Regions from separate parts of the Homo sapiens genome. Here region 1 is linked to region 2. A link is a contact called in ENCODE Hi-C or POLR2A ChIA-PET data. All regions are on one chromosome and are shown on one strand. The core of a region is the stretch at or near the end of the contact, and the rest is flanking DNA. Distances in the headings are between cores, read along the strand shown.

Evidence for each region. Hi-C counts contacts between places; a loop is a spot of excess contacts on that map. ChIA-PET counts read pairs that join two places held with the same protein, here RNA polymerase II (POLR2A). Pooled maps may share reads with other maps.
Region 1: a loop to region 2 is called in a map of natural killer cell, with 10 times the contacts of the local background. The contact joins the enhancer-like site here to the promoter of TMEM161B in region 2. A Hi-C loop is called at or near these places in 5 of 168 maps with a recorded cell type or tissue (CD4-positive, alpha-beta T cell, CD8-positive, alpha-beta T cell, Caco-2 and 2 more) and 11 of 50 pooled maps. POLR2A ChIA-PET finds 5 or more read pairs at or near these places in 4 of 52 experiments (OCI-LY7, activated CD4-positive, alpha-beta T cell, activated CD4-positive, alpha-beta memory T cell and 1 more).

The regions. Positions count from the first base shown.
Region 1 is chr5:88,202,760-88,207,880 of GRCh38, forward strand. It overlaps TMEM161B (transmembrane protein 161B), which reads right to left. Exons shown (of 12, transcript NM_153354.5): 6 at 4,270-4,421; 7 at 3,680-3,740; 8 at 3,055-3,195; 9 at 203-316. Among named protein-coding and RNA genes, the nearest start is that of TMEM161B, 64 kb to the right of the region's middle. Within about 2 kb of position 1,357, at least 3 of the 41 ENCODE cell types and tissues checked have a DNase peak (open chromatin) inside an H3K27ac peak, as active enhancers do; they include CD4-positive, alpha-beta T cell, CD8-positive, alpha-beta T cell and natural killer cell, where a contact is called at or near this core.
Region 2 is chr5:88,266,837-88,272,494 of GRCh38, forward strand. It overlaps TMEM161B (transmembrane protein 161B), which reads right to left and starts at 2,009. Exons shown (of 12, transcript NM_153354.5): 1 at 1,885-2,009. The coding sequence starts at 1,887. TMEM161B-DT (TMEM161B divergent transcript) reads left to right here and starts at 2,046. Exons shown (of 3, transcript NR_039995.1): 1 at 2,046-2,191; 2 at 3,690-3,749. RefSeq lists enhancers at 1,796-2,295, 1,986-2,175.

The DNA of each region.
Region 1 (5,121 bases), core at 107-2,606, 65 kb before region 2:
ATCATTAACATTAACTAATAAAGATCACAAAAATGTTACATGATGGTCTGTAGTTTCAATTTTCTAACACATCTTTTAGCATTCCTATTAATGTCTGAAAAATACAGTGTCCTGATTTTATCACTGAAAACGAAATACAGTAAATAACATTTAGTAAAGCAGTTTTGGTGATAAAAATCAGCCCTCAAATGCCCATACTTACAAAGGGATACTTTCTTTGCCCAGTGGTGGGTTCATAATGTAGTCTTTGGTGATTGGTTTTACCCAGAGCAGAACCATAAATAAAGGTGCCAAGAAGTTGATATGAAGTAAAGTTCTGAAAGTACGTAAGAAATAAATATAAAAATTCAGAAACAGCACGTGCTAATAAACTACAGAAGCTGGGGTCTTACTAAAATGGAGGTAGGAGCTTATTTGCAGTATTCTACTACTTACGATACTACTGTCACCATCATTTTATATTTATCATTATGATTTAACACTGATTTGAGCCTGTGAGAAATTATATCATTATCTTAATTTTTCAAATGAGAACATTTAGATACAGAAAAGTTAAATGACTTGCTCTTGGCAATAAGTTAATGTAAATATAGGACTAAAATTCAGATTTGTTCACTTCTATTCTAGTATTCTTTAATAATCTCATACTTTATTCCTGATTTAATAAGCAGGTATTTAATGATTCTAACTTTATATAGTCAACGAATCTAATGGATTTTCAGTACAGAAGAGTCGTCTGATACTTTCTAGGGCAACTGAAACAAAGTGTCTCCTCATTATCTACAAGTAAATGATAGTGATTAGCCAGGTCCATATTACTAGAAGGCATATGGCAGACGGAACCTACTGCAACAACCCGCAACTGAGGAACCTTTTAACGTGTAATGATCATTTATAATTTTTAACTTCCATTGTTAACAATCGTTAAGTGATTCCACATTTTAATTTCTTTTTGAATGAGTATGAACACACTTGAAATAATTTCCCTATCATATATATATATATATATATATATATATATATATATATATATATATATATATATATATATATATAATTTGCATTACTCCTGACAAGGCAATATACCTAATACAGCAAAGGTTTCAGGTCTGCGCTATAACTTCATTGTTAATTGTCCAAGTTTGTATCCTACAGAGATAGATGGCTGATAAAAATTTTTCTTATTTTAGAAAAAACGCAAATTCTTCACCCATTTTATTACCATAAACTGCTTTCATTATCAACCACACTTAAGAGCTAAACTGGAGGGTTCAAAATACACACAAACACCACATTTTAAAGTATCACTACATAGGCAGACAGTGATCTGTGTGAGTGAACAGGGCTGGGTCAGGAAGCCACAAACACCTAACAGGGAAAGGCAGAACTCCCGCTCTAACCTCTGATATAAAAACACATCCTAGTGCCTAGCCATGGGGGTGAAGAGAATGCTGCTCTTTGTGCCAGTCATGTTACTCTCACAACAGAACTAGCTTGCCCACACCCTTGTATCAAGGCAGAGTGCTACAACACAATGAGGGGCTGCAATAAACTGAAAATAAAATAAAACCCCAAATCCCCCAAGGGAAAAAATCTTAAAATGAAGCCACATTTTACTAAAAAGGACACTAAAATGTGCACTCCACCTCCAACCACCACCAAATGCTTTAAATGTTTTTATAAAGTGATTCTTTCATCCCACAGACTGGGTAAACCATCGGATGTGGGGAAGAAAGCAGCAGTATTAGGTATGCAGTGTTGCTAGGGAACACTCTAGTATCAAGGAGCAGCCCACAGCGGTTTCAGTAGCTTGTGAAGGGCTCCCCTCCACCCACCCTTTTCAGCTTATTTAAATCATAACACTGGGGTTAGTGGACTGAAGTGTGTGTGCAGAGAGGAGGGGGAGAACCAGGTTTTGTCTTAAAAGAAGCCATTAGGGAGACGGGTGGTGGGAGAAAGACGGGATGCAGCCAAAAGCACACTGAGTAAAAGGAGAAAAAAAAAAGAAGAGGGATGAAGGAGTGTGTAGTGGGAGGCGATAGTAAGTAAACACATGTACAAAGCTTATGTAGAAAAATGGAAGTGAGGTTAAAAAAAAAAGACAGTCAAAATTAAATTAAAGGGAAATGACAGGTAAGAGAGACAAGAATGTGAAAAGACTAAAGAATCAGCATCATTAAAAATAGGTTTTAAAGAATAGAAATGTTAGGAAATAAGATTACCCAGATAAACTTAATGGTTATAAATACACATATCAAAATGAAATATTCTCAAGTTGGGCTTCTACTGCAAAACAAAACGATGAGACAGGAACTTTGATCTGCATATGATTTGAAGTAGATATAAGCCTATCTTTCTGCCAAGATGTCTACATCAACAAAAAAAAATCTGTGACAAGCACAAAGAATATAGTAAATGGGCTTTGAACTACATATGAAGATGAAATGTGACTTGTCCAAACTAACATATAACTTCAGAACTAAAATAGAATTTGGTAGTTAGAAGTAATGTACAACATATAACATTGTAGAGTACTAACAATCCCAAAATAATGTATTATTTTAATAAGAGTCTAATAAGCAGGTCAGTAACTTAAGGAAAACAAACACCTCTTACATACAACTTTAAGTTTTAAAATGTTTTTAAGTAAAATTTTACATTAAAAAGTTAATTTAAATAGATATATATGAAAATTTAAAACAATATTTTAAAGTAAAATGATCTTATTTTTTAAGGGAAATTTCTATGGATCCTCAGTTTAGTTGTAGAGATTGCAGTATAAGCCCCTGAATTAGAAATAACATAAATTTTGAGATTTTCATTTTAACAGGTAAGACAAATTTAGTAATCGATGATGTATCTTTTTAAATACAAGACTTAAAATTTAGAAGCAAATAAAAGAAACTTGCTTATAGTTGAAAGAGGAAGTAGTGTGACATCAAATGGTTATTAATTTTCAATACAATAATTTATGATTACATTACAATATTATACCTTCATTAAGATGGAAAACATATATTTATCTGCATGTGCTTATGTACATTTTCCGCTTACTGTGTAATTTTTTCTGTTGCCAAATTCAGGGCATCCAGATGCATTTGAGCCAGTCGTAATCCAGGAAATGTCAAAAAAGCCCCAATGAATGAACAGAAAATAGCCAGGAAAAATTTGAAAGTAAGTTTTGAAACAGGACTCCTAAAAATAAAATTTTTTAAAAAGCTGATAAATTTTTATAATTAGCTTTTGAAGAATTTCTTTTCTTCTAATCAATTATCTTACAAATAACAATAACAGTAAAACAAAGCAAATTTCTACAAAAAGATTGCTATTATTCAAGTACCTATAATGGATTCTGGTGAACTGTAAACTAAATGAGGCATCTCTTTAGTCATAGTCACAGCAACCTAACCTACACATTCAACAGGGAATTGACATATAACTTGGATATAAATTTAATCTCTTGAGGGAGAGGAATTTAAGAAATGCAAATTTACATAAGAATTCTATAAAAGACACTAACTTTATATAGTCATAAAAATTATGAGTAAGGATGTTTCTAGAAGTGACAGTCCAACTTAAAACTCTTTACTAATTTAAAACAGCTATTTATAGTAAATACTGCTTTATTAAAAATAGAAAAGGTTAAATTTAAATAATGCTTAATTTTTCAAAAACTTACTGAGATTCTAAACCTTGCTTTTCAAGAAACTGCATCGCACTGTCTGAAAAATTTGTAAACCCTGTGGGGGAAAAAAAAAAAAACAACAGATTACTCTTATCACAAATGTGAAATACAGAATCTTTCCATGGAAATAAAATGTTAGAAAACAGAGCATCTTAAATTTTGAAGTGACTAGCTTAGCTCTTTCATGTGTTAATTAGTATGCCATAATGCAATAAAATTTGGTTATTAGCAGGAACAGTCTTTGAAAACGTCCCTTTGATATTTGTACATTCCATGAGTGTGCATAAAATTTGCATTAATTCTTCAACTATAAGAGTAAACTTTAGCATTACAGAAACTTATTTAACTGTAAGGAAAAAAACGAGACAGTATTTTTGGAAAAAAACATTAATTAAAAACTTAGCTAAAACAAAAGCAAAAAATGAAGATCTTAATAATAAAGGTTAATTATTTTGAACATTACAGAGTATACACTTTAAATTTAATTTTAGATATTTATCAGACATAAAACTTAAATACTGAAGTCAAAAATATTAACACTAGATAAAGCAAAATTGATTTTTAAAGTTGTATGAAACTATTACCTGTTTCAAGTCCAAATTCCAGATAATTTTCTGTTACAATCAACACTGCCATTGCTTTGACAAAGAAAAAAAATCCAAAGGTGACACAAACAGATCTTTCACCACCATCTTCTACTTTAAAATAGTGTGTAGTTAATGAAAATAGAACTTTGCTGCAGAAGGAAAAGTTCAGGAAAAACCACAATAAATTTATAGGAGCTATACACAATGATCTTTATAGGACTTGATTGCAATAAAATTTGACTACAACATTTATTTCCAAGTGGAGTTTAAAACACTTTTAAATTAAGGAAAAGAGCACCCATATACTAAGTTGTAGCTAGGGAATGTATTTCTAGTTTATCTCACTCAAATTTTACTAGAAGGTTATTTCAAGATTTTTATGCAGTATGTTCTCAGTGACATGAAAAGCCAGGGTAGAGGTTATTCTAGAGAACTGTCTTTATTAGGCATGTCTGTTAAACCAGTTTACATTTATAATTAAACACATAACACAGGAATCCTCCGTAATAATTCAACAAGTTAAAATTTGAGAATTTTACTAGTAGCTATTGTTGATCTGTGGTATGAAAACTAAGTGTCTGGGGTCACCACTTCACATTAGTAATAAGAAAAAATCTTTAGAGAAAACAAGTTCCAACTGAGTATTCAAAAACAGCAAAAGTTTCAACATGTTCACCTATTAAAATAGGCTGAAGAGATTATCTTATCTGAACCACCCCAACACACACAAATTGATTTAATCAAGGTTAAATCAGTGCATGGCCCAAAGATAGAACTCAGATTTCCATTATACACCAAATTGTTCTCCTTGAAATCGCAAAACAAACTAAGGTGCTTGGCAAACAAACC
Region 2 (5,658 bases), core at 759-3,258:
GCCAAGATAATTAGCTCAGAAATATAAGCACTTCCAGAAGGAAAAGAGCCAACTAGTTAGTTCCAAAATGACATTCAGAAAAACAGCATAAGATTACATTAGTTCCAAACATTAACCATCTCTTTTGAACCGACAGGATAAGCAGGATTCTACTTCTAGTATTCCAAAACACTGAGAACAAGTTCATGTTCAGCTTTTCTGTGACTATGATGAACTTAAGTATTTTAATTATACTTTACCTTCAACTTTTCAGACCAAAAAGTCAAAAATTAATCTTAAATTTAAAAAATGAAAATATGAGTTTTAGTCCAGACTGCCAAACTACTGTTACTTTAGAAAAATCACTGTCAATTTCTAGACCCCAGATTCTTTCTTCTGTAAAAATGGGGATGGAAGAGTGATTACTAGGCTTTGGTTTCTCCCAGTTCTGTTTTCCCTATCCTTGTCTAATTTCACTGATACAAAAGAAAAACAACTTTCTTAATACAAACCATATTATTCACTGAGGCTTAAAAAAAAAAACTTTAAAGAGATAGGTTATCTGGTAAAGTGCACCAGGAACTACATTATTTTGAAGGTCTTTGTTCTACATTCAGCTAAGTTTCTAAAAGTCATTCAAAAGCCAATCACCACACACATTAACTGAATGTTGGCAATATTTGGCCCTGAAAATATAAGACAAACTGAAGCTAAATTCCAGGACAGAAGCCTCTGCAAGTGAGGGTTTGAAATCTTGTATACGGTGAAGAAACTGACAATAATGAACTTCACCAGAGCCCCGTGATCTTGAAAAACAGCAAAGGTTAAGAAACCCCTTGCCCCCGTTTGTGTTCTGAGAAATTGGCTTACTGCAAAGAATCATCTTTCCTGTAGAACTTAGATAAGACTAAGGGTTGATCCATACCCCCCTACCCCTTGTTTACCTATAACAAGGCCATAACTAGACCCTTCTAATTCCCATCCTTTGCTTCGTAAATGACTTGCTGAAGTACCTGTCCCACAGATCAATCGGAACAAAATACTTATTAACCAAACTTTAAGATTCTCTTCTCTCGGGTACCTGAATTTTGTCCTTCCCTCAGTCTGAAACAACATATACAAACCTCTCCTAACAGCTCCTCCTCAGAATACATGGGCTCAGGGTAAAACATTATCTGGTTACTGCCGGATCATACCCATATTTTCATCCCAATTCCTGACATCTTATTTACCCCTACCAACAAAAGACAAACCCTTTCTGCCTAACCTTTAAGGTGCATGCAAATCTTACGGTCATTCTCCCTACTGCAACAGTTCCTTCAACCTTCCTCCACACCCCTGCAATATTCCTTTCGAATAAAGTCTGTCCTTACTAAACTCGGGTTTTTTATTTGACACCCTTTTCAATTATGAAATGGCTAAGTGTAAAGAATAAGGGGACTACCGTTTCTTTAAATGACAGGTGTTGATCTTATACAAGGAGACCCGTTGTGTCCACCTGGAGAGGCTAAAAGCATTTCTAAGATCTGAAGTTCTTGGCCACTGTTCCGCGGATGGAGAAGGGGGCGCAGAAGAGGTGACTGACCCGGCAAGGTCAACTCTGGGATCACCTGGCGCCACAGGCCATACACAGTAAATGGGCCATGAACAGGCAGGCTACCCAGTCCATACTCCCTGACAGATACGCCCCTGCCTCCGGCCCGCTAGTCTCCCAGACAGGTAGGCGTAATGCTGCTTCCTCAGGGGCTCAGACACCCTGAGATAGGTGGTGGGTCCTACCCAGCAGCTCATCCCAACGTCTCAACTCCATTCTGAGCAGAGCACCTGATGGCTCTTTTCACAGTACTGACCTCCCCGCCCTTTTCGCCCCACCGTTGTCACTCCTGCCCTCACAGAAGAACTCACCATGGCGCCTAGGATAGGTCGTGGACCAGACACCCTGGAGTTGCCGGGGCAGTCCCAAACCTCTTACCTCCCGGTCCTTGAGCCGAGAGACTCTCAAACAGCGAAAGAGAGGGTCTTCCGGCTCTGCCGGAAGTTGTGCGCGCGCGGGACAGGAAGTTCCTCCCTTCTCCAGAGCGCCGTCGACCCCACGCCACGCAGAGGTGAAGATACGCAGGACGTCCTCTAAAGCAACTTCCGTGGGTGCCAGGTTGTGGGCTGGGGGCGGTGCTGACCTTGAGAGAGCGGAGGAGGCGCAGGCGCAGCACAGGTACGTGGGCGGGCGGATCGTGGTGGCTGCGCTTGCGAGGACCCTGAGGTAGATTGGGTGGTTTCAACAGGAACGCATCCACTGTCTGAGAGGTGACGGAGGCACACGTTGGTGTGGGGAGCGGGAGGGGAGAGGGAGGGGGGCGGGTGGGGGGCGGGAGGGGGCCAGGGGTGGGAGTGAGGGTGCGCGATGGGAGTCGACTCCAGACCCAGGTGATTTAGAGAGAGTAAAGACCACCTTTGGCCGTCATTTTGTCTCAGCTTAACTGACGCCCTCTTGTTACCCTCTAGTTTTCCTGACTCGGTCCCTTATTAGCATATCCTCATTTCCACAGACCTGTCCGTCTGTTGCTTCTGTTCCCTGCCTTAGTGGGTACCGTAGCTCTACCCTCCTTCCGGGCAATGGAATCTCATAGTGAGAAGTTTCTTCACTATTCACAGGTGGCAATTGAAGCCGGAAGAACATCTACCAAGAGCAGAGAACCCAGGAAGAAAATTCTGCCTCTTTAATACGTTCCAATATGGACGTTTTCCATATAGATACCTATCTATATAGATAGATGCTCTGGGATCTGACGGTCCTGGACACCTGTATGGCTGTGTGCTGTGGTCTTTGCCTAGCCTGCGGTTCACTTTTGCTCTGGCCACCACCTCCCCTCATGTACAAACCGCGTCTCTGCTCTGCCAGTCTTGGCCCCCGTCAGGCAGCGGTTCACTCCCTCACCAGGGAAGTCTAGATAGATAGATATAGATAGATATCGATCGATAGATATAGATATATATATAGATAGATAGATAGGTAGATATATGGATAGATATAGATATTTGGATAGATATGTAGACGTCTATCTATAAATATATCGATATATCGGGGTTCTCAGCCATCCCAAAGAAGCTTGCACAGGGCCAGTTGCTTTATGTCAGGAAAAGGGACACAGACTGAGTGTATGAGGGTTTTTTTTTTCTATAGATGTATAGATATTTATATCAGATGCAAATAAGTGAAACTCTCATACAACTTTTAATTTTGTGTTTTTTCCAAACTCTATTCCATTCAACTTTTTCTGCCTTTTTATTTGATTATAATGAGACATCGTACTGGAGGCAGGCTTGAAATGGATATACAGAGCACTTTCAACCCAGAAATTTGTCTCACGACTTGGGGTCCTTACTTAAGTTGTAGCTGTTAGTAATTTCATCCATGAATTCACTTTGTGCCATAGTGTGATGTTTTGTTATGAAGTTGGAATTGGGAAGGGAAACTAGGAAGTTTTGGGAGAAGTTAAGAAGGTTGAGTAGGCAGGCGTTGTTATAGATATTAAATTTCACCCTGCTTATCAAAGTACCTGGAGCGTATGGTATCCAAGCTGTAAATGGCCCAAAGGAATCGGGGTTCTCAGCCATCCAAAAGAAGCATGCACAGGGCCAGTTATTTTATGTCAGGAAAGGGGACACAGACTGAGTGTATGAGGGTTTTTTTTTTTGTTTTTTTTTTTTAGTTTAAACTTGATTTTGTGAGGGGACGAACAGCGTGACAATTAAAAGAAGATCTGGGAATCGTAAGTACTGACAGAATACCTGGAGGGAAGGTGGGACTGGAGAATAGTTTGTGAAACAGATCCTGCTGAGGATGAATCCAGAACTTCCTGAAGGGTTCCGCTTCTGCTGTGTAGGGACAAGGTTGTAAATAGACAAGCCACAGGCACCTGCAAATGGTAAGTGTGGTAGAGAGGGGCTGGAATTGCCTGTTGGTGTATCTGTGGGAAGCAGCTGCTATCCTTGAGGAAGAAAAGATGGAGAAGGTAAGTGGCTATCAACCTGTCAGAGACAACACATTCTGTGAAGTTGTACTCTTTCATTTCTGACACTGTGGTTCTTAATATCTGTCCTAAACCTGGCAGTCATTGAGGTTCGCAAAGTATCTCCTTCTATGTGACAGTAAAACTGGAATTACTATCAGAATGGAATCCATTCCTGCTAGAGTAAAACCATGAAAAGAAATCGCAGTTTTGATTATCTGCTTATCATTTTTAATAGATCACAGAGTGCAGTGTTCCTTATTTGTTGTATGGCAAGTTGATGAATAACTCTTGATTAATATCTTTTAATGTTCTGTTTCACACAGTTCTCTCAATTACATGTGAAAAATCTGTTATATAAGTAATGCTATTTAATGATTAAAATGGATATATGTTTTAAGGTAGTGCCACCCAGTCTTTTTTTTTTGGTAGAATAATATTATTATCTATTGGTTGCCTGCCTTGAAGTACAGTAATTTCTCTGTTTCCATTATTTAAAATAGGTGAGTGTCTTTGACAAAGATACAAAGAAAGGGGACAGTTATGAAAGGGAAGAAAAGATAGATGGAGATGAAAAGAAATTCAGTAGTTTCAGCAAGGGAATTAGGAGCATAATCTTTGAGAAAAGTCTTGGTTGCTTACCATTCGGGCTTTGTGATGAGTTGAAATGTCCTGAATGAGAACTGTTCTCAAATGCTTTCAAGACCAACAAAAAGTACGATACCCACACTGACCTGGAACTCTTTAAACCATTAAGATATATCACTTTTTCGCAGTTCAGTCCATATTTTTTGCAAAATGTTCTGCTTAGTTTTTCTGCTAAGAAATTACTGTTTCTGAACAAGGTTAAGTGTCGTATGCTTTCATTGTAGTTTTTTTTCCCCTAACATATACTGTTTTCCTAATTAGACTATAAATTCCTCCACAGCTGGGACCTTGTTTTGTTTTCTCGCCTTCCCCATAACAAATATCATTTAAGTGAATGTTGTAAACAGTTACTTCATTTAAATTGCCCTTAAAATGCTTTATGACAAAGACGTTATTTGTAGTAATACCTATAATGGTAAAAAGTTTGTTGCAGTCTTACAGACGATAAGATTGATCAATTGTTATATATGCTTAGTGGAATTTTATCTAGCTGTTCTAAAGAGCCATTAGACTAGTCTTTCTAATGGAAAATGTTTATTGTCTAAGTTAAAACAGCATTTGAGGCCAGGCACAGTGGCTCACTCCTGTTATTGCAGCACTATGGGAGGCTGAGGTGGGAGGATCACTAGAGCACAAGAGTTGGAGACTAGCCTAGGCAATATAGTGAGACCTCTTCTCTACAAAAAATTTAAAAATTAGCTGAGTGTGATGGGGTGTGCCCGTAGTTCCAGCTACTCAGGAGACTGAGGTGGGAGGATCACTTGGGTCCAAGAGGTAGATGTTGCAGTAAACCAAGATCATGCCACTGCACTGCAGCCTGGGCAACAGAGCAAGATCCTGTCTCAAAAAATTAAAAAGCATTTTATAGACTGCATGTTTGTGTCCCCCCTCCCTCCGCACCAGAATTCATATATTGAAGCCTTAATCTCCAATGACATGATATTAGTAGGTGGGGCCTTTGGGGGGTGATTAAATAATAAGGGTGAAGCCCTGCATGGGATTAGTGCCTTTACAACAAGAG